Linked DNA regions of Homo sapiens: region 1 is linked to region 2. A link is an interaction called in ENCODE POLR2A ChIA-PET data of the cell type or tissue named here. Cell type or tissue: Panc1. All regions are shown on one strand. Each heading gives the region's core, and the rest is flanking DNA. Links, peaks and the distances in the headings are about the cores only. Region 1 has its middle 47 kb from the start of FOXB1. Region 2 has its middle 13 kb from the start of FOXB1.

Region 1 (12,252 bases), core at 1,552-9,551, 60 kb before region 2:
GGCATTTTTATGACAGCTTTGACTTTTAAAGTGGAACCAAATTTCATTTGGAAAATGAGCCAACCAAGCATGTCTCCGTTAACAAATTGACACTTGGTGCTGTTGTTCTGTCACTCCCACTTCTAAGGTAAATGCACATCAGTAATTTGACATGTGCAAGGGCCTGGTGTCCAGAGCTAGCATGGGGTGAAGTGGGGGACTGTGGGGATGGTGGTGTCTAGCGGAGGAAAAGCAGATTGTTTCGAAGATTACATGACATAAGTGAATCAGGAGACTGATGTCTAAATACAGGCTGGTAAGTTTGGGGGACAGTGGAGATGTTCTAGTCACTAGGAGTGGAAGGAACTGTGAGCATTGGCTACTTTTAGTGACTGAGCTTGTTAGAGAGGAGTCTTCCACTTTAGGAATTGCAGTTAGAGGCTGAGAAGTCCAGAGTCAGCCTCTGAGTGTCACTGCCCCTAACCCGCTCATGGGGTTTGCCAGCAGTCTCTGGCTGTAATATATGGGATTGGTGATTGCACCGCCGAACTCTGGCAAAACACTCTTAGATCTTGTCATTTGCTTAGGAAAAGAGTCTGATTTTTTGTTTGTTTGGTTTTTTTTTTTTTTTTTTTTGCAAAAATAGTTGATAATGTGCATGTTTCCTCTCAATCATAGCTGGTTTTTCTGTGTTTCTGTTTTAAAGTTGGGGTAGAATGAAGGTGGAAAATAGAAATTTGTTGCGTGAGGAAATGAGTGGGACCTTAAATAAAGGCATGCATTCCTCCATCCAACAGGGCATTTTTTTTTTAAAGGTTAAGCACCTTGGTAACTAAACCCCTTAAAATAGCTATAAAGGTTATATATTGACTGAATTACTTTGAAGGCTTGGGTTTATTTCTGTGGACCTGAATTGATAAGAATTAGAGTATAGAAGTGAGGCTGATGTTTTGGAGTAATATACATCATAATTATAAGTAAATATGCAAAGGCTTAACAAGAACAACGACAAAAGACTCAGCAAATAGAAAGATGTTGGATTAATGGGAATAAATTGAACACACATATATAACTGTATCCTCCAAAAATAGTTATTAAATATATGTTTAATTTATGGTATTAAATACATGTTTAAGAAGAATAAACCAGCCTGGCCAACATGGCGAAACCCCGTCTCTACTAAAAACACAAAAATTAGCCAGGTGTGGTGGCACACGCCTGTGATGTCAGCTACTCGGGAGGCTGAGGCAGGAGAATCACCTGAACCGGGCGGGTGGAGGTTGTGGTGAGCCAAGATTGCACCACTGCATGCCAGCCTGGATGACAGAGCGAGACCTTGTTTGAAAGAAAAAAAAAAAAGAGAAGAAGAAGAAGAAACCACAAGGACAATGCATATAGGAAAGGAGATGATTGTAGCAAAGTTTTGAAGGCTTAAAAGCAGAAGGGCAGTGGTAAATATATTGGATATCTTTCGTACATCATTTCAAATTTTCCCAGCCTTGGGCAGGACAAGACAGCTGAATGATATCCATCTGAGCCACTGTGAATGCACTGCAGAGGCTCTCCAATACCTGGGGACAGAAAAGAAAGGCAGAAAGGAGTCTTCTGAGAAGCAAAAGGCTGGAAGTTGAACTGGAGAGCAAAGAGAGTTGTCCAGCAACCCAAAAGGTTGGCAGCCTGGCTTAAAGCTGATACAAATCTCCCATAGCTAAAACATGAGGGCTGGGCAATAAAGCACAAAGAGATCTTTAGAGTCTCTCCAGTGCTCATATCCCAAGCCCAGTTTGAGGGAAAGTCCTAATCCCTTCCTCAAAATATTTGCAGCCAAGGTGAGTGAATCTAGCTAAAGCTGCAACCAAGTCCAACTACAGATTAAATTGACTCAGCCTGCCACACTCATGGACCGACCCAAAAGAGGTGTGCCCTTTTCTCGAGGTAAATATTAGCACTTAAAATTTTCTTTTTTTTCTTTCACAGAGATTGGGTCTCACTATGTTGCCCAGGCTGGTCTTGAACTCCTGGGCTCAAATGGTCCTCCCACCTCAGCCTCCCAAAGTGTTAGGATTATAGGTGCAAGCTACCACACCTGGCTGATGTTAGCACTTTTTAAGCTACTGTTCTTTAATATACAATTACTAGCATAAAATTAAAGAGATATGTGAAGAAGTAAGAAGGTATGACTTATGTTAAAAGAGGTCAGTAGAAGCCAACCCAGAGATGATTTTAATGTTGGAATTATCAGACATGGACTTTAAAATAAGTAGAAAAAAATATGTTAAAGTGTCTAGTGAAAAACATGTATGAATAGATAGGGAATGTAAGCAGACAGCCAAAAACTATTAAAAAGAACCAAATGAAAATCTTACAAATAAAAAAATTGATATTGGAAGCAAAGAATTTATTTAATGTGTTTAACAGCAAACTGGACATGGCAAAGGAAAAGTGGGTCAATAGAAGCGCAATACCTGTAGAAGTGCAAAACATACTGAATGTTGCCAAGAGAAATAAAAAAGACCTAAATAATAAAGATGTATATATACACACACACCCACACCTTGTTAATGCTTTGCACAACTCAGTACTGTTTAGATGCTCATTCACCCTAACCTAATCTATAGATTGATGGTAGATTCAGCACAAATCCAACAAATCCTCTAAGTCTCACTTCTTGTCCCAGCCATAACTGTAGAGGCCAGTTTTCAGCATGCTTCAAACACCTTCATAGAAATCTAAACTGACAATGCCTCTCTTAGGCTTCTTTGATGTCAAGTGGCGGGATGCCTGGAGGAACCTGGTTGACAACTCACATACAAGTGCCCCAAAGCTGTGGCCAACAGTATAATGCATTCTTCTATCTTTCTCCTTTCTTGACTCACCCCCATTCCTAAGTTTCAGGATCATACCCACACATAAACATTTTGCGCATCAGCCTTTGTCTCAGGATCTGCTTTTGAGGAATCCAGACAAGACAATGACTGATTCAGCAGACTTGAAAAAGTTGAATCTTATGCCAGCAGTGGAAAAATCCAGGAAGAAACTTGTAGCATGGAAATGTCAAAGGGCTCAGAAGTTAATGACATTGGATACCTCTGGAAGTGGGGTGAAGAAAGGATAAAAACAGAAAGACTTAAAAAAAGCAGTTAGATTTTGAATCTCCTTACCAATTCCATTTACTAGAATGATAGCCTTAGTATCACCTAAGCAGAATTTTTGAGGTTTGTTCTCTCTAGTAAGAGGACTGAGGGCTGTGAGACATTAGGACAATTGAGGATAGAGATTTAGTGAAAATGTACATGCTGAATTTTTAAACCCCTCCTCTCCCTCTTCAACCCTTTCACTTGCTTTGTTTCTAGAATGCTGGCAGTCAGCTTTAGATCCTCTAGACAGGAGATTAGAAGACTCTACACTAAGAAATCCAACTAACCAGCATGCACAACTGATTTCCCCAAACATGAAGTCCTGCAGCCCAGGTCTTAACCTGAATCAGGATGAGGGGATGGTGGGTCAAGGTGGGTCTGTTGAAAGTGCCCCTGCTTGCCACATACCTGCACATCCCACCCCCTCAGCTCTCCCTTGCCCTTCACTCATGGCAGTCTTCAGGCAAGTTTTTCACTTATAAGGGATGGCCTATCTTCTACCAAGACTCTGTGGATGTGGTTGGAAGTCCAGAGATAGTTGTTCTTTTACATGGCTTTCCAACATCCAGCTATGATTGGTACAAGATGTGGGAAAGTCTGACCTTGAGATTTCATTGAGTGATTGTCCTTGATTTCTTAGGCTTTGGCTTCAGTAACAAACTGAGACCATATCACTATTCCATATTTGAGCAGGCCAGCATCCTGGAAGCGCTTTTGTGGCATCTGTCTGTCAACTGGAGATATCTTTTCTGAGACTCACTGTCTACTCCTTCTTCAAAAGCTACTCAAACATGGAGGTGTGCTGTCACCCATCCTCACGCGGCTGATGAACTTCTTTGTATTCTCTCGAGGTCTCACGCCAGTCTTTGGGCCATATACTCAGCCCTCTGAAAATAAGCTGTGGGACATGTGGAAAGGGGTCCGCAATAATGACAGGAATTCGTCTCTGACAGTCTCTTAGAGTACATCAATCAGAGGAGGCAGTTTAGAAAGCACTAGGTGGGAGCTCTTGCCTCTGAAACTATCTCCATTCATTGTTATCTATGGGCCATTGGATCCTGTAAATCCCTACCCAGAGTTTTTGGAGCTGTACAGGAAAATGCTGCTGCAGTCCACAGTGTCAATTCTGGATGACCGTATTAGCCACTATCCACAGCTAGAGGATCCCATGGGCTTCTCTAATGCATATATTGGCATCACCAACTCCTTCTGAGCTGGAAAGAGTAGCTTCCCTCTATTATTTCCCCTACTCGCTTATATGTTGTGTATTCCACTTAGGAAGAAATGCCCAAAAGACATCCTAGCCATCAAACACTATTCTCTCACAAAGTCCACTTTACTCAAATTGGTGAACAGTATGTAGGAAGAAGCCAGCAGGAGCTCTGACTAAGGCTGAGATAATAGTCTACCTCCCATTTCTTTGACATCTGATCAAATGTACAGACTTGCCTTTGTTTTTGTGTTATTAGGAAATTCTGATGAGCACTGCTATTCACTGATGCAGAAAGACGTTCTTTTGCCTAGAAGGCTTTTTAACACTTTGGACTTTTCTGAAGTATTTAGAAGTGCTAATTTCTGGTCCAGCCCCAATAGGAATTCTACAATGAGAATGAGAAGTGGGTTTCTTTACCTCTCCTTGAATGGCTGCTTAAAAGTTCTTTAAGCAACACAGAGCTCAGTCTCCTTTGTTATACCTTTGGATATAGTTTCATCAGCTGTTGTTAATTATAAACATTTTGTTAAAAGACATATTGGTTTAAATAAAGTAGTGTTCTAAGTATGATTTGGGACCATGATTTACCTACACATTACATATATTTTATAAGGATGCTAAACCAACATATCCTTACTCTGTCAGAGTAGTGAACTTAATTAAACATGCTTCATTTCTGAATGAATTGAACTAAATCAAAACTATTTACAGAATTTCCTAAAATCACAGGACATTAAGGACCAATAGCACCTGTGCCAGAGATTTACTATTACTAGCTGGGAAGACCAATTCTAACAGCAAATAACAATCTGAGACTCGTCATACCTCAGTGCTTAGAAGCATGTCTCTCTCGAGCTACCATAGAAGGGAAGAGACTGTTTTGTAGTCCAAATCACCACACAGAATGTACATTGATTCCTTTATGATGACTGCTTAACTTCCCATTGCCTGTTCCAGAGAGGCTTTCTTATGTAGCTCATTTATTCTTGTACTTTACAGACAGGAAAGTTCCAGAAACATTAAGAACAAATTCTGAAAGATCTATAAGCAAATGGTGCTGAATACTTTTTTTTAAAGCCACATTTTACTGTCTTAGTGAAAGCAGGATTATTAAGTGATTATTTAAAATTCTTTTTTTTTTTTTTTGAGACGGAGTCTCGCTCTGTCGCCCAGGCTGGAGTGCGGTGGTGCGATCTCGGCTCACTGCAAGCTCCGCCTCCCAGGTTCACGCCATTCTCCTGTCTCAGCCTCCCGAGTAGCTAGGACTACAGGCGCCCACCATCACGCCCGGCTAATTTTTTTATGTATTTTTAGTAGAGACGGGGTTTCACCATGTTGGTCTGGATGGTCTCGATCTCCTGACCTTGTGATCCGCCCTCCTTGGCCTCCCAAAGCGGCGGAATTACAGGCGTGAGCCACCGCGCCCAGCCCTAAAATTCATATTTTTAAAATAGCAACTTCAAGTATAACAACTTTGAAACTGGAATAAGTGTTTATTTTCTATCAATAAAAATGAATTGTGACAAAAAAAAAAAATCCAACTAATCTAAGAGAAAAAAGTCCTAAAGATACTGGCATTGGGCCTGGTGCAGTAGCTCATGCCTGTAATTCCAGCACTTTGGGAGGCTGAGGTGGGCAGATCACTTGAGGCCAGGAGTTCAAGACCAGCCTGGACAACATCGCAAAACCCCGTCTCTACTAAAAATACAAAAATTAGCCAGGCGTGGTAGCACATGCCTATAATCCCAGCTACTTGGGAGGCTAAGGCAGGAGAATCGCTTGAACCCGGGACACAGAGGTTGCAGTGAGCTGAGATCACACCACTGCACTTCAGCCTGAGTGAGTAGAGCAAGACTCTGTCTCAAAAAAAAAAAAAAAAAAAAAGATACTGGCATCAAGGTTGCCCCACATGAATGACTCAGTCAGAATACCACAGTCAGCAGGTCTCACCCATTTGGACAAATTTTCCAATCAGTTTTTTTTTTAAATCCCATTTTTAAATATGAATAAACAGCTATGAACTAGTAAACACCTAAGGAAGCCTATAACATGAATGACTGAAATCAAAACAACTAACAGAAAACAACAAAACTTGGAAGAAGTAGAGTCAAAGCAGGAAGATGAAACTTCAGACTTCAGAAAGAAAAAAGAAACTATTATTAATAGCCTCTGAAATATAAAAGGATTCATGAAATAAGAAGTTTTGTGAAAAAAAAATAAAGAACAAGGAACACTTGTTTTGGTTGTTTGTGCTGCTATAATAGAATAATGAGACTGAATAATTTACTAAAGAATGGAAATAAATTCTCTCATAGTTCTGGTGGCTGGGAAGTCCAAGCTCAAGGTGCTAACAGGTTTGGTGTCTTGGGAGGGCCTGGTCTCCAATTCCAAGATGGTACCTTGGAGTCTTCATCCTCCAGAGGGGAAGAATGCCATTTCTCAAATAGCAGAAGAGCAGAAGAGAGGTGACTCACTCTCAGAAGCTCTTTTTACTCTTTTTGTAGAGTAATTAATCCATTCATGAGTGCTCTGCCCATTTGGCCCCATCTCCCAACACTGTTACATTGAGAATTAATTTTCAACATGAGTTTTGGAGGCGACAAAAACATTCCAACCATGACATACCTTTTGAAACTTAAAAGTATAGTATATAAATAAAATTCAATAGAAAGCTCATAAGATAAAGTTGAGAAAATCTTTCTTAAAGCCAAAAAAAACTTTAAAAATGAAGATCAAATAAATGAGAGAAAATACAAGATAATTACGTTACTTCCCCCTTATTAGATCCTACATTTGAATAATATGAATTCCAGAAAAGAATGGAGGACAATGCGGCATATCATTGTGAAATTTCAGAACATAGGATAAAGAAAAAAAAATCTATAAGCTTTCAGAGAGAAAGAGAGAGAGAAAAATAAAACAAGCCCCATATGAAGAATCAAGGATCAGATTTCACACCACCACCAGATGCTAGAAAACAATCGAGCAATATCTTTTAAAATCCTGAGCAAATATATTTTCCCATTAGATTTCTATACCCAACTAAACTATCAATAAAGAAGGGCTGTAGACCAAAGAAAATATGGGCTTTCAGGAGCTCACAAAAATTACATCTCATGTACCTTTTCCCAGGAAGCTAGCTAGTAGGTAATGTGCTGCACAAGAATAAAAGCATAAAGACACTGGATCCAAGAAGAAAGAAGTCAAAGAAATTCTCAAAACTTTGGTGAAATGAATTCCCAGGAATAGAGTGTGAAACAGGCCTATAGTGGGGCAGGTCAGAAGATGCCAGGAGAGATTAATCCAAGTAAAGAAAACGATAGAACAACCTGGTGTGTCTGAATACAGAGAGGAAAGATTTGAGGTTATTAGGGGAAAATAGAGGCTGAATTAGTAACAAATAGAAAACTAAACAACAACAAAAAAAGCATTACTTTAGGAAGAACAAAATTGTGCAAGAAAGGAAAAGTAAAGATATTATACTATATCTATATCGTTCATATCTATAGGTTCAATGCTATGAATAATGTTGAAATTGTCATACTAATGGAAACACAGTATTAATCTAAACAGAAGTATGATACAATTATATTGAAGGGATCATGAGACGGTGTGAATGTGGGTGGTAGTAATGGTGGTGTAGTGGTCTGTGATAAAGGAATGGGAGATCATGAATAAGAGCTAAATCCTTATTTTCCCTATATGATACCTAAAATTGAAAATTCAAAAGGTAGGAAACACAAGGCTGTTATTTTTATATATGGAGGTAAATAACAAAGAAACAGCTAAAATAATTGAAACTGGTTGCTATTGAAAAAGAGAATAGGTGGTGGTCGAGGGTTGAATAGTAGGATAATCTTTTTGGATTAAGTCTCATAGAATTGTTTGATTCTATAAATTATGTGAAAATCTAATTTTGAAGAAAATAAAAACAAAACTTGAAAATTATTACAGAATTACGGTATACTTATTTTTAAAAAGCAAATGGGTAAATATGGAGTGAGGTTAAATTGGCAGGACAGGACTTGTCCTTTTCACACAGGAAATCGCAGACTCAGATGGAACACTGTGAAGAAGAAATCTTGGAGCCTTTGAGGTGGTGGGGGAGGTAGCCCTATATGTGGCATAGTGTTCGTACCTACAGACTCCCACTGTCCAATTTAAATCTAATTCAGGTCACATACATAATTTAGTTTTTGGAAGCAGCATTAAAGTAAGTAAAAAGGAAATAAGAAAATTAATTTTAATATTGTATTTGATTTAACCCAATATATCCTAACTATGATCATCTCAACATCTGATAAGCACATGTACCCTAGAACTTAAAGTATAAAATATATATATATATAAAATAAAAATGATTAACGAGATATTTTACATTATTTTCTTCATAGTGAGTCTTGGAACTCCACTGTCTGTTTTATACTTAGCTACATCTCAATTCAGTTGTTAAAGTTTCATCAGAAATACCTGAACGATACTTAGATTTTATAAAATTTACAATTGAAAAAGTGGATTCACATATTCAAGTTGTTCCAAACGTACTTAAAAATTTTCCAATAACTGAATCTTGTACCAAAACATTTTTCCCTTAGTGTTTGCATTTTTATTTCTAAAACTGGTTCATGTGTTTGCTTCAAATAATTAATTTGACTCTGAAGAAAAACCATATCAATTTTAAAACTACATCTGTCCAAGTTAAATAAATTAATTCTTATATCAACTCGTAATATTAACATTGATTTCAAAAGAGTATTGCATAAGTTGAAAAGCAATTCTAAATTTATCAATATAAACATAGTGATGTTCACGTTTTTCTTGTAATTTTTGCTGCCAATTTACCTAACAGTTGATTACAATTAAAATATGCATCTCAATTCATGCTTTTAAAAAATGTGTAAAAACATCACTAATTTGCTTTATGAAGAATTTATATTTCAATATAAATTCTTTTTGCTTTCTTTAGAACTTAACGTTTAGATCATTTGTACGCAGTCTGATATAGTTGAGAAACCATAAATCATGCTGCCATTTTTTTTTTTACTTTAATTATTCTTTTAGTTTCAAGACAATCTTAAACTGGGGTTACTAGTATTGTAAATCTTTATAAAACTCTTCCACAACTCTTAAGCAGTCAACATTAGTAAAGAGTACATGATCATTAAATATATCATTTTTCTATTTCTTTCAATAGTTCCATACACTTGTGGTTTACAACATGTACATACTGAATGATTTTTAACAGCTGTGTCCGTGATACTTTTCATTAAAAAAAATTTAGCACAAATATTTTCAGTGTGTGTCACACAATGGAGTGAAGCAATAAGGGAAAAATCTGTCTCTTGTTTTAAAATTCTGATAAATCTAGATTTTTGACCTAACATAGCAGGGCCATCATCTGTCTTGTTGATAAAACTGGATTTTTTTTCTTATCTAGTTGAAACTCTTCTTTGACATATCTAAAATATTTAAAGCTATCTACACATTGAGTTGATTTTTTTCTTTAGGTCGGAGACACCATTTCTAAGTAAATTTGAAAGTGTTTTTAAACAAAAATGTAACCAAAGGTGTCCCGTATTAACTGGGCACAGTCTCTTATTCTATATGGCTTGTCTAAAGCTTTAAAAAAAAAAGTACCTTCTCATTTTTCACATTTTGAGTCAGTTGATCATTGACATTGTTAGTCTTTCATTCTACAGTCACTTGTTTGATGGCTTAATTGAAATTTTGCTTTTGTAAAATATCTTTTAGTCTTTTCCTCATAATTTTCTAAAAAAATTTCCACAACTGAAATGATTTCTTTTACCATCTCTCCATCTAAACATGTGGGTTTGGGTTTGGTTTAGTTTGGATTTTTGTGAAAGAATTCAAGCCATTTTATACCTGACCAGCGTTACAAGATCAGATCTTGTCAAGAATTGCTTAAGACATTTTTGTTGGACATTTAATACTGATTGCAGGTGACTAATTTCTTCAATTCTTTTTTAGTTATTGAGAGAAAGCTCTTATCAAATTCAATGTGCGTTTGCTTTAAATAGCTTTTAATATTGTCCGCGTTATTATCCTTTTTTTTTTTTTTTTTCTTAACAGCTTTTTTGTTTGACTCTGTGGCAGCCAACTGCAATTGCCATATGTTGTGAGATTTGGAACACACCTTCTTCCAGTCTCTTTTATTCTTTACTGTTCGGGTCTTGGGACTAGCTTCTGCATCTCCACTCAATTCCATATCCGTAGTACGCCTTCATTTTAAATTTGAAAATTTGCCCATACTTATTTTTTCTAACTAGAAACATAATTTAATTATATTATAATTAAACTAAGTATTTCAATTTAATTACCAATTACAGTTTACATAGGAATTGCTATAACTGGAGCTGTCTGCCTGAAATATCCAAATAAATGCATTATACTGTTATATTAGTGCATAGAAGATAATCATTTGAATGGAGTCAATCTGTCCACTGATTCAATCAGTGATGTGTTTGTGAATAATATTAGAAAAAATGCTGGTGTCCCATACATGCACTACAGCATCATAACGATGCCTTATGCAATGCAATGGGTAAGCTGAAATGCTGTCTTATCAAAATAAGATAAAATGGTATTGAAGAGGGAAAAAAATTTTACGATTCTTCAGTGTTTAAATTTAATTAAAATTAAATACAATTAAAATTGTAATTCCTCAGCCGCGGTAGTCTCATTCAAGTGCTCCATAGCCACATGTGTCTAGTGGCCACTTTATTGGACGCCACAACTTGGACTGTAGGAGAGTGAGAACCGATTGTTAGAGTGCCAGGCATTTTGTTAGATAGTTGGCTCTCAAAGAAAGCATCTCAATTATTCCCCAGAACAGTCCTGTCTATTGTTACCCACCTTGTACATGAAAAATCGAGACTCAGTGAGATTTAGTGACTTGTCCAAGGCCTTGCAGTTAATCAGTGAAGGAGCTGGAATGCAGCTGTAGTCTGAACCCAAAGCCCATGCTGTGTGTGCTGTGATGGTGTGGGGCCCCTTGCTTTGGTGTAATCATAGACATAACTGAACCGGAAAACAGGACGCTTTTCCCTTATCTCCCTCACGCCTGGATCACTTTTGAAATTCATAAGTCTCTAGTTGTTTTAACAATCTTGTATGAGTGAAAGTTGGAAAAATCAACAAATATATATTGTCTCCTATGGGTCAGGCACTACTCTAGTGAACAAGAAACAAGAGCCTCTGCCTTCATGCGGTTTACAATCTTACGCAAAAGGAACAGAAAATGACAATAAAAACACTGTCGGTGAGATACTGCTCTCAAAACTAAACACTGTGAGCTTGCTTACAGTGATGCTTTTTAAGGTGACAGTGCTTTTTGTGATTTTAGGATGGGATAAAGTCATCTCTGCATACAGTAATTCTGCCAAGGGTGGTCGTGCAAATAGATCCTTAGTAGGAACTTTTGCTATTGAACATGAAGTTATCACCTCCAATTTTGGGTAATTATTTTCATTCCTGTCCATTTGTCCATTATTATCCTTGAGAGGCTAACATGTTCTAGTCTCCAAGGAGAAATGGGCAACAGGGCAAAGGGACAAATGGTAAAACTAGAAGGGCAATGTCAGGCTGGGCACCGTGGCTCACACCTGTCATCCCAGCATTTTGGGAGGCCAAGGTGGGCAGATCGCCTGAGGTCAGGAGTTTGAGACCAGCCTGGCCAACATGGCGAAGCCCCATCTCTACTAAAAATACAAAAATTAGCCAGGCATGGTGGTAGGCGCCTGTAATTCCAGCTACTTAGGAGGCTGAGGCAGGAGAATCACTTGAACCTAGGAGGTGGAGGTTGCAACTGCGTTCCGGCCTGGGCGACAAGAGTGAAACTCTGTCTCATAAAACAACAACAACAAAAAAAAAACAAGAAGGGCAATGTCTCCCCAGATGAAGAAC
Region 2 (12,252 bases), core at 1,602-9,601:
CAGTAGGCTAAAATGTGCTTTGCTAATAAATTGGAATAAAATCGATGGGGGGGGGCAACTGCAGATATGTGAAATGAAGAATATTTTGCATCTATAATATATATTTTTTTGGTGGATCCCTCTGCTTTAATTTGTTTTGAAACCGGATAACCTATAGATCTTCAGCCTTAAAACCCTGCGCTTCTGCTTTGTTTGTTCAGGCTGACCAGGGAGGAGAGCTTAACCAGGGTGAACGTGTGTAGTATGTGTTTTCTTAATGGCAGAAGCAGGTTTCGCTGAAGACCACAACAGCTTTCAAATGTAATAACTCGCTGTGTTCCTAGGCAGGTTAAAAACTATTTGTAGATCTCTCTCTGTCTCTCCCTCTCCCTCTCTCCCTTTCTCCTTCTCTCCCCCTCTCTCTCTGCTTTTTGTTTTCTTGTCTCCATGCGTCCCCCGCTGAGTTGCCACCCACAAAGCGGGTTTGAAAAAGAAAGAGAGAAAAGAAAGAAAGCGGCTGATCCGTGCTGGCCTCCCCCAGCTAAGAATGGCTAGGGGGCGGGGCTTGGCGGGGCCTGCAGCGCAGCCAGGCGCTCGCCGCCCCTCCGCGGCAGAGTCCTTCCGCTCATTTCGTGCTCACCTGGGACTAGCGCGCCGCTTCGTGGGTCCTAGCGCGCGGTGCCAACCCCAGCGCGGTGCAAACCCCCCCGCGGTGCACTCTGGCCCTCCTCGCGGCCGGCCTCTGCTTTGGGCGCTCTAGCAGCGCGGGGGCTGTTGGCTGACTCTTGGTGGGTTGCAGTTAACTGACACAGCTTGTCAGCAGGGGAAAACCAGGTTGCCCCAAGGACTTACCGACGCCCCAGAAATAGACTCCTGCCCCCTGCGTTCCTTTCCCCCATTTTCTCCCTCCCTCTCCCCACCCCTTCTCATTCCCGCTAACCTTTTCCCCTCTACCCTCCTTCTCTCGCCTTTTTTCTCAGCCTACAGTTTCAATTCCAGCACAGGTATGAACACCAGATTTTAGGTCAGCAAACTGACTCGAGGCATTCCCAGTAGCGCAAACTTTCCGGGATTGGCAGGGCATTTTCTTCTGTGCTCAGCTGGCCTAACCAAAATAAAGGAGCTAAAGAAGGGAGGGAGGAAGAGAAGAGAGAAGCAGAAAACAGCCCCAGCATCCCCCCCTGCAGCGCATCCTGGCACACCTCCGCGGCGTAGCGGTAGGCTACATCAGGTGGTTGGCGAGTGGGGTAAATCATTAACCCGATCTTCAGAGGATCGGCGAGGTTTTTCGAAAACTTTGCCACTTAGAGTTGCGGCTGACGTCGTTCACTGGCCCGACGCAAGAGACCTTAGTTGGCACCCGCCCCCGCATTTAGTTTTACTTAATATTTTTACTGGGAAAGAATCTTGTAAATATATTTATATACAATATTTATGTACTTAAAATAACCATTAAGTCTGCACTGCCACTTTTCTCTTAAAGTGTCACCTCATCTCCATCTTTTGGATAAATCTAGAACCACGAAGGATTTAATAATTCCAAGAAGGCTGATCCAGCAAGTGATTTTCTTTGGAGCGGATAACCATTTGTTCATAGCCATAGCGATTTGATTGGTGGAGCCGGTGGCCTCCCTTAGCCAAGGTAGGCTGTCTTTTCTTCCCTCGCCGGCAGTAAAGGAAACCTTCTCGTCACTTACTTCACCCCTGAAAGCAGTTTGGGTTCACAGTCTTTAAGGAACACTCCGGAATACCAGGAGTTTGGGGAGGATATTGATCTTTCCGTTCCGCCCATCCATCCTCTTTTTACCGATTTTTTTTTAATTGCAAAGAAAAAAAAAAGCTACACACAAACGAGATAAAGTAGATGAACCATAGTGAGACAGTTGCTTCTTTTTCTTCAAGTCTTTTATCGCTTCCCAAAAGGACAGAGGGAACTGTGGGCCTCGTAGGTTTCCCAGATTTTCCATAGTTGTTAGGAACTTAGGTTTTCCTTCGCGTCCGCTTCCCCGCGACCTGTTGATGACTCCGAGTGGCGGAGCACGAAGCTGTGCGTTGAAGTTGGTTATGTAAACTGCTTGTGTATTTCACATTATCATCGCGCTGTCTGGAGGCAATGTAGATTTTCTAAAGATCTAATGAATAAACAACCAGCAACTGCTGGCGGTGTAATTTACATTGTTAATTCCTACATGTGTATAATAAATATGCATTTGTATGCCTTCAAATAAACTCTTTTCAGTTTCTAACCTGTGGTGATTTTTTTCCCCCCAAAAAGAAGGGGGTGGGGGACTTGTGTTTCCAAGGGAGGAGAGTTTATTTCTCTTGCATTATCTGGTAAAAATGGCTGTGATGTGGAGCCCAGATGTAGGGTCCGCAGCCTCGATGCTGTGCTTTCTACCTGCCGAGGTAAGCTGGGCTGGAATGCTCCCCGGCACGGGCACTGGACTCGCCAAGAAAGGGAGAATGCGCCCAGGAATTTAGCTGCGCAGTTTTGAAGACCGCAGCGCTTCCTGAGGGTTGTGGGACCTGGATCCCGTCATTTTCGGGATCCAAGCGTCCTCCCCGGAACTGTCGCCCTCCCCCAAAGAGAAGTGTGAGCGACTTCTCTCGGGTCGCAAGCTGGGTTGGGAGAGTTGGGGCTGCTGCGGCGTCCACAACTCCTGCAAAAACTTTCCCTGGGAATTTCCGGACCTACGATGTTTCCCCAAGTGCCCTCTGTAGACAGCACTTCAGACCAGCCCCGGGACCATGACCCGGACCAGGACCGCAGGGAGGAGAGGGCCCTGGGTCAGGGGCCGGGATCCTAGACTGCCCATCAGCCACTTCCTCCGGTAGGACAACACCGCGCAGGGTAGCAGGAGCTCGGACGCACCTAGGAGCTATGGCCTCCCGAGCCGCCGGGTTTGGACCCAGCGTAGCCGCTGCTTTCTGAAGCTGAACGCCCTCCCTGCGCGTCCCATGCCACTTATTTCAGGCTGGGCGCCGACATTTGGTATCTCTCCCCTCCACCAACCAGGTGCCACTTTCTTAGCGAGCTCGAAGGCAAATGTCTCATCTTTCCCCGTGCTGGATCTGGAATACATTATTTTAATTAAGTCTATGGCGATTTACTTTCCTCTGAGATCTATTCCACGGTGCAATTAGGAACGTATTGGTGCTAGCTCATATGAATATTCAGGAGCGTGTCAATTAATTAGCAGACAGAAGAATCTCATTATGGTGCTCAAAACCCTTTTAGTGTTAAGCAGAATTAAGGGGGTATTTGGCAATGCGCTGGATTAGTGAATATTTTACTGTGCACTCATTTAACTTCATTATCATAGCACTTACACTACTCTCTGATTTTATTAATTAAATTGCTCATTAATTTGTCCAAAACGGATAAAAGTTTTAATGTGCCACCCAGTAACTTGGAAAGTAGACTTTCGCCCTGCTTAGTCTTTGCCCCATGGAGGCTATCGCAGCCCGAGATGGAGGCTCGCTTCACCTCTCCCTCCACCCCTCAGCTCTGGGGAGCTCAGGGACTCGGGCGCCAGGCAGTTGGGGATCAGCGCGACGCCTGGAAGGAAGGGCCACTACCTCTGAGCAGCCTGTTCGCTTTCTGCCTCTTCCGGCTGGCCTGGAAATCCGAGTCGTCCTTCAGGGCGCAAATAAATAAATAAGAAAGTGTCACTGGCTCCCAGGAGTGAGGACCACTGGGCGAGGAGCGATTTGCCTAGGGACCCGGGAAATGCCCCGGGGGTAAGGATCAGGCAGCCCGGGCGCCTCCACCTCCCTGCCCTGAAGGCTCTGTTTCCCAAAGCCGAGCAAAATGCACTACGTGGGGTCAGCAACAGTAACGCCCCCTAAGGGCCTGCTGAGCTCAGTGCCTGCACTCCCTGCCACTTGAAGCCTCTGCGGGAACACTGCCCCACCACCTGGGCCACCCTCAGGCACCACCCAAGCTCGCCCCCGCGTGCTGCTCATAGCCACCTGCACCTCCCTCATCCTACCCCAAAAGGTTAGAAAGACAAATATTAAAATTACTTGCACAAAGGGAACTGCCAAAGAGATCCCAAATTAATATGCATGTAAAATTAATTAGCTGCATTTTGTGACATCAAAATAAGTACCTGGGAAACAGAACACCTTCTGGGCATTGGGAACATATGCTGGAATTAGAGTTAATTGACTAATTACATAAATTAGGCATTAATTTTGCAACACATCAAGTATAAAAGATATCTCAATTAATTGTGCATAAATTACCAGGTGAAACAGGGCGGCGGTCCGGCCAGGATCCCGGTTCTCAGACCTCTTTGCTCTTCAGGGCCCCAAAGCTAGGCGGTGTGGAGGGCGCACGGGTCGCGCAGGCCGGACGGCAAAGAAAGACGCAGATCAGCACCCGCAGCCGCAGCCCGCGCAAGCTGAGGACCACGGGCAATCGTTAATACGAAGAACCCCGCCCCCCTTCATTAAAATCAATTATGTGCAGTTAGATTGATTAGCTTTTGTCAGAAAGAGGAGAGAAGCAGACTCTTCACGGGTCCACCTCCCCCTACCCCGTCAATCTACCTTAGCTGGTAACTATAGAGATGGGGGGTCGTGGGGGAGGGGCCTCGCTGAGCGCGTCTCGCTGTCCTGGCCCTCCGTTCCTGTCGCGAAGGATGGCAAGGTTTCTGGATCAGGCGTTGGTTCTAGGCCGCTTTGGGTCCATGGGAACGCCAGTCTGGGGGTGCTGGGTGCTTGGTTCCTCTTGGTGGTTTACAATCCTCTCGGACTCCCCACCACTGAATCCTCACCCAGAAGTCCAACTTGGAGGGAGTGGTGCCAACTTATTTGAATCTCTTCGGTTTTGAAGTGGGTGTAAATTAATCCCGAGGAGATAGAAAGTCTGAGTAAAGAATCCATACATTCTCCCTGAGGACTGGTTTGTCAGAGCCCCCACTCACTCAGCCCTCCTTCCCACATGATATACATGATTTCTCTCCTTTCTTAGGGCTGGAAGAACAGAAATGGGATATAGTATCGATGTTCAGTTTAATTTTCTATGGCTCCCTTCTCCAAGGGGAGCTCCAGGGAACACACCTTAGTAATTCCCCCTCAACAAACCACCAAACGTAACATTTGTTTTGTCCTTAAAACATTTCTATTGTCAAAATATTAATGACCTTGGCACTGACTTTCCCCTACGTTCTATACATATTTTAAATGGGAGAAAAATTCCCAAAGGAAAGGGGGTATTTGAACATTGGATAAAGTCGTGCCAATTTCAAACCTTAGTGAAATAACAGCAAAACTTACTATGAATTCCTCACACAAATTACCACCAATTGTAACAGTTTGGCTCTGTTGATCTCGTGGAATGTAACTAATGAGGACGTTTGCTGTCCATAGTTGAAGACATCTGAAGCTGTCTTCATGTGCTTGGTTGTTTGTAAAAATATCCGAAGTCACAGTCCCATCCCTCGCTGTCCCCACTACCTCCTCAGCCCCGTCTTCCAAGAGTCCTTAGGTGAAATTATTTTCTCCTTCTCCTTCTCCTTCTTCTTTTTTTTTTTTTTTCCCAAGGCAAACAGAGAGAAAGAAGGGATATCCTGAGAAACACTTTATCATCTGATGCTGTATATTCTCATCAAGGAGGCTTGGTGACATTTGTTACAATATAATCCTGACTGCTGATGAAATCCTGAGTTTACTGAGACATTCATTTTGATGTGGAGGTTTCCTGCTGTAGCCAGATGCTGAAGGTACTTGAGGGAGCTGTTGACAAGTGGATAATTGTCAGCAGAACTAAAACAGACACTTTGTTTACAGTCGAGCATGATTAATTGAGAGTAAATAAAACAACAGCACTCTTTATGAAGTCACCATCCAAGTTCAAAAAAGGCTGTAGTCTCTAGGAATAAAAGAAGTGGACTTACTGTACAAAGGCTTGTTTTGCCAAACCCTTGAAGCAGCAGCTGGCAGCGGTGTGGATGAGAAGTAGATATGCTTTATTGCTTTCCAGCTGGTCTCCTTTTTTTCTTTTTAATTTTTGCCAAATCTATAGAGCTGGATTAAAAACATTTTTGTCCTAATTAGCTGAGTTTTAAATTTCTTTTTTATTACTCTTCCCCTTTCCCTTCCTTCCCCTCTTTAAAAAGTAAATCATTTAATGTGAAATAATTTTCAAAATGAGCCAGATGTGATAAACCTAAACTGATGATGTCAAACAAGGTTATCACATGCCATTGTGATACATCAGTTTGCAGGAGAGCGTTTCTATTCCCTGGAGTTCTAATGAATTGCAGAGGCCAGACTCCAGTAAACATCTTATGATTGTCCAACATAATACATTTTAAGGAAACAGGACATATATCTTTCAAGGCAGAGTGTGGCTTGTGTACAAGAAGTGCTTGGTTTTGTTTTGTTTTTAGGCCTCTATCCTGCCAGACTAGAGGATGAATAGGCCAGTATCTTTCTAACAAACTTTGTTAGTCATGTTTGTGCAAATCAGTGCTGCAAACATATTGATCAATTGCTTTGGATGGATATCGTGGATGGATTGATTAATAGCAGCCTATAAATGGAAATTCTGTATATTTTAATATAATGCCCCATAGAGCTAAAAGCAATGAGCCTAAGGTAGCTAGAAATACTTTTAGATCACTAACAACTGAATTAAATTCAGTACTGTTTTACTATTGTATAGATGGATACAGAAACGTAAGCCCGGTGAATAAGATGCAAACCCGAACTTGTTTCAGCTGCTGGGAAGAGCTTTCTTTTGGGACTACTTGCAGTTAAGAACGGTCTCTAGGAGCTTCTAAGACAAAAACAAAGCAGAGTCTGTGATAAAAGCAAAGTAGTCTGTGAAGGAGACGGAGAGAGAAAGAGAGAAGGGGTGGGGGAGAGAGAGCGAGACAGCGAGAGCTTTCTTTATGTGAGACCTGGCTTTTATGTGAACCAATACATTTTCTTTTGCCTTAAGCCTGTTTGAGCTAAGCTCTGAAGTGATTATGACTAATACACTTTTCTTACTGTCATGAGATCCACAGCAACTTTCATGCTGAATCTTTTGCCTACATTAGTTCTCCTCCTTATCCATGGGGGATATGGTCCAAGATCCTCAGTGGATGCCTGAAACTGTAGGTAGTACCAAACCCTATATACATGATGTTTTTTTCCTGTACATACATACATATGATAAAGTTTAATTTATAAATTAGGCACAGTAACAGATTAGCAACAATAATAAAATAGAGCAAGTATGATAATATACAGTAATAAAGTTATGTGAATGTGGTCTCGCTCAAAATATCTTATGATGTTGTACTCACCTATTTGCAGACCTCAGTTGACCACTAGTAACTGAAAGCTCGGAGAGTGAAACTGTGCGTAAAGGGCAATACTATGTTCCTTCCATCTCTCCTCACCAGCATGAGCAACTCGAATTGATCCCTTACCGTTGAAGGGCCAGCTGGGTAGCTCTTGGGCTTTCTGTCCAAGGAATTGAGTCGTCTTCTGGTGGGCACTATATATTGCTTTGGTGATTGTTCACTTGTGAAGATACTTATCAGGGCTTCTAGAGTCTGCGAGTCTTCCGATGAAGTAGCTAAGACAATGTCTCCATCAGCAGATCCTTAAACATTTTAAGACATCTTAGAACTCAAGCAGCCTTCCTGCATGCCCTCCCTCCCTCCCATACTTCCTCTCTCTCCCTTCCTTTCTTCCTTCATTTTCTTTCTCTTTCCTTTTCTGTATACATTTCTGAGGACTAATTCCATTTGAGGTCACACAATAGCAAAGCAGGGCTTTGATAAATTCATTTCAAGAGTTTAAATTTCAGTTGTTGAAAAAATATAAGTAAGAATAGCCACCAATGTCTCAGACTGGAGTTTTTCGCATTGTAAGCTTGTCATGATTTCACAGTCTTTTAAAAATACATGCTCTCATTTGATCCTCACAGTAACTCATAGGGGAATAGAATCTGTGAATAAAAATGGCTAACAGCCATTGAGAGCTTTGTATTAGGCCAGTAGTTCTGAAAGCGTAGTTCTGGGACCTTGGCATTCTTTGATATGAGATAGAGATATAACAGATATGAGAATCCAGTTGTCTTCTATTAAGCCAGACATTAAAGAGACTTGCAAAAATGTAAAACAATGATACTATTCTCATTAAGTTTTTGTTTTGTTTTGGAAAATATAGGCTTTTAAAAATTAAAATATGTTATTTACATTAACATGTTATGAGTTTATATTTTTAAGTGAATTAATATTTTAAAATGTATTTATTTTAACATCTAATACATTATATATCTATAGATGCAACTCCAATAAAGAAAAGCCTTAGGAATAGGCTCTGCTATCATCTTTCTTTTACAGGTAAGGAAACAAAGGCTAAGAGAGAGCTTAGGAAACTCCAAGGTTTCATGATAATAGGCGGTGGAGACAGGATGGGAGCTCAAAGCTCTCTGCCTGCAGGATTTGAGATTTGACTTCTTCTTCTTCTTCTTTTTTTTTTTTTCTTTTTTGAGATGGAGTTTCACTCTTGTTGCCCAGGCTGGAGTGCAATGGTGCGATCTCGGCTCACTGCTCGCTGCAACCTCCGCCTCCCGGGTTCAAACGATTCTCCTGCCTCAGCCTCCCAAGTAGCTGGGATTATAGGCATGAGCCACCATGCCCGGCTAATTTTTTGTATTTTAGTGCAGACAGGGTTTCAACATGTTGGTCAAGTTGGTCTTGAACTCCTGACCTCAGGTGATCCACCCACCTTGACCTCCCACAGTGCTGGGATTACAGGCATGAGCCACTGTACCCAGCCCTTCCCTAGGTTCTTTATCCCTGGTCAGAACAGAACTGATAATTTTCTTTTAACACTCCCATGATCCTTTGTCCATACCTCTATTTTACCACTTATGCATCACCTCATAATTGCTCTTAGGTCTGTCACCAAAGCAGTAGAATGTGATAGTTCAATTCTCAGCATCTACAGCAGTGCTGTCCAACAGATGTATAACATTAGACACATAGATAATTTTGAAAGTTCTCATAGCCACATTTTAAAAAGTAAATATATTATTGAATTAAGGTAAGTGTAATTCAATAATATATTTCATTTTAACTCAAAATATCTAAAATATTATTTCAATATGTAATCAATATTAAAATTATTAATGCAATATTTTACTTTTTTTAGTAATTCTTTGAACTCTGGCGTACATTTTTATACTTATGTCTCAGTTCATTCTAACTACATTGCAAGTACTCAGTAGCCATGTGTGGCTAGTGGCAACTATATATATTGGGCAGAGCAGGTATAGAGTCAGTCTGCCTGGGTTCAAATCCCAGCTTTACCATTTACCAGCCAGGAAGCTAACCTGGCTTCTCTGTCTCTCAGTTTTTCTCTTCCTGAAATGGAATTAATAGTGCAATTCATATCATAGCATTATTGAAAGAATTAAATAAGTTAATATATACAAAGTGCTTAGAATAGCATTATAAAACTTTCACACCATAAATGTTAAACATGATAGTTTTATTTTTAGATTGTAAGATTTCTAAAAATCAAACTGTATTTTATTCTTATTCTACTTGGCTATCTGGCTGGGCTGGCTGGCTGGCTGGATAGATGAATAAAAGCTGGCTTCTATGACTCACTTTATATGGCATCAAAACTTCAAATGATATTCTGGATATTTTAGGCAACGGAAAGAGGACACTGTTCATCAATGGTGGGAAGAAGATTTGCAGATGTATTTTTAAATAATCTGCTTTGTTGAGATATAACTAACATAAAATTCACTCAGCCTAAGTGCAGGGAACCCTGGCGAATATGAGTAATCAATATATAGTATAGAACATTGCTAGCACCCAAAAGCTTTTTTTGTGCTTTCTTTGTAGTCAATCCTCTTTCCCCACCCTTAACCTGTGGCCACTATTGATCTGCTGTCTTCTACTACAGTTTCACCTTTTTAGAGTTACATATAAGTGAAACCAGAAAGTATGGAGTCTTTTTTGTCTGGCTTTCTTTACTTAATGTAGTGCTTTGAGGTTCATCCATGTTGTTCTGTGTATCCTTAGTTCATTCTTTTTTATTACTGAGTAATATTTCATTGTATGGTGATATGGTTTGGCTCTGTGTTCCCACCCAAATCTCATGTTGAATTGTACTTCCCAGTGTTGGAGATGGGGCCTAATGGGAGGTGATTGGGTCATGGGGATGGATTCTAATGGTTTAGCGCCATTCCCCAAATTCTGCCTCATGATAGAGTTCTCAAGAGATCTGGTTGTTTAGAAAGTGCATAGTACCTCTCCCCTTGTCTTGCTCCCTCTTGCCAACCAGGAGAAGATGTTCCTGCTTCCCCTTCCCCTTCTGCTATGATTGTAAGTTTCCCAAGGTCTCCCCAGCCATGCCTCCTGTACAGCCTGTAAAACTGTGAGTCAATTAAACCTGTTTTCTTTGTAAACTGCCCAGTTTCACGTAGTTGTTTATAGCAATGTGAGAATGGACTAATACATATGGATATACCACAACTTGTTATCCATTTTCCTGTTGATGAATGTTTGACTTGTTTCTAGTTTTTGACCATTATTCTCTCTCTCTCTCTCTCTCTGTTTTTGTTTTGTTTGTCTGTTTGTTTTGTTTTTGAGACAGAGTCTGGCTCTGTTGCCCAGGCTGGAATGCAGTGGTGTGATCTTGGCTCACTGTAACCTCTGCCTCCCAGACTCAAGTGATCTTCCCACCTTAGCCTCCTGAGTAGCTGGGACTAAAGGTGCATGCCACCATATCCAGCTAATTTCTTGTACTTTTTGTAGAGACAGGGTTTTGCCATGTTGCCCAGGCTCGTTTCAAACTCCTGAGCTCAAGCAATTCACCAACCTCTGGCCTCTCAAAGTGCTTGGATTACAGGCATGAGCTGGGCCCATTATTCTCTTAACGGTGTTTTCACAGAGCAGAAATTTTAAATTTTAATAAAGGTCCAACTTAATCAATTTTTTCTTTATGGATCATACTTTTGGTGTTGTATCTAAAAAAGTCATCACCAAATCCAAGGTCATCGAGATTTTCTCCTATCTTTTAAATGTTTTATAGTTTTGCATTTTATATTTAGGTATGTGATCCATTTCGAATTTTGTGTGTGTGTGTGTGTGTGTGTGTGTGTGTGTGTGTGTGTGTGTGAAAAGTACAAGATCCATGTCTAGATTTGTTTCTTTGCATGTGGATGCCCCGTTTTTCCAGCACCACTTGAAAAGACTCTGCTTACCCATTGGCAGTGTTTATTTCTGGAGTTTCTCTTATGTGTTTCACGTGTCTAGAGTTACAACACTGCCATGTTGTTTTGATTACTATAGCTTTATAGTAAGTCTTGATATCGGGGTGATTAGTCCTCAAACACTGGGTTTTTTTTCAAAATTGTTTTGGTTATCTAGGTACTTTGCCTTTCCACATAAATTTTAGAACTAGCTTGTCACTTTCTACAAATATCTTCTGGAGTTTTGAATGAGATTATGTTGAAATATCACTTTTGGGGAGATTTAACATCTTAACAATATTGAGTCTTCAAAACATGGTCTTGTCTTTTCTATTCTTTTCTTTCTTTCTTTCTTTCTTTCTTTCTTTCTTTCTTTCTTTCTTTCTTTCTTTTCTTTCTTTCTTAATTTCTGTCTCTCTCTGTCTCTCTCTTTCCCTCCCTCCCTTCCTTCCTTCCTTCCTTCCTTCCTTCTCAGGGTCTCACTCTGTCACCCAGGCTGTGGAGTACAGTGTCATGATCACAGCTCATTGCAGCCTCCACCTCCAGGACTCAATCAATCCTCCTGCCTCAGATTCCTAAGTACCTGGGACTATGGACTTGAACCACCATACCTGCTAATTTTTCTTCTTCTTTTTTCTTTCTTTCTTTCTTTTTTTTTGAGAGATTGGGTCTCACTATGTTGCATAGGCTGGTCTTGAACTCCTGGGATCAAGTGATCCTCCTGCCATGGCCTCCCAAAATGGTGGCATTACAGCTGTGAGCTATTGCACCTGGCCCCTTGCTCCAATTTTTACATCTTTAATTTTATTGATCATTTTTGATAATTATTTGATAATTTGATATTTGCTATTTTCTAGTGAATATTTGATTATTTGTAGTAAACAGATTTTGCATATTTTACTAAATTTATCCTTAAGAAATTAATGTTATTTATTCTGTTATAAATGGTATTACTTTTTAAAATTTCCATTTATTTGCTGCTAGTACATAGGAAGACAATAGATCTATATTGACTTTGTATCCTGCAAACTTGCTAAACTCCCACCTTAGTTCTA

What was found. ChIA-PET counts read pairs that join two places held together with the same protein. Peaks named below come from ENCODE experiments on the same cell type or tissue, not always from the same donor. Only the 100,000 strongest peaks of a DNase experiment are listed, where the experiment ranks them.
Region 1: POLR2A ChIA-PET joins it to region 2 with 14 read pairs; 5 of 35 experiments call an interaction of 5 or more read pairs at or near these places.

What each region holds. Positions count from the first base shown.
Region 1 is chr15:60,045,281-60,057,532 of GRCh38, reverse strand. It overlaps the pseudogene MESTP2. Among named protein-coding and RNA genes, the nearest start is that of FOXB1, 47 kb to the right of the region's middle. In Panc1, for the core only: no CTCF peak of the experiment used is centred there; no DNase peak of the experiment used is centred there.
Region 2 is chr15:59,985,621-59,997,872 of GRCh38, reverse strand. No RefSeq gene overlaps it. Among named protein-coding and RNA genes, the nearest start is that of FOXB1, 13 kb to the left of the region's middle. RefSeq lists an enhancer at 1,825-2,612. In Panc1, for the core only: CTCF peaks have their summits at 3,617 and 3,816; a DNase peak (open chromatin) is centred at 5,781; H3K4me3 peaks cover 450 bases; H3K27me3 peaks cover 1,499 bases.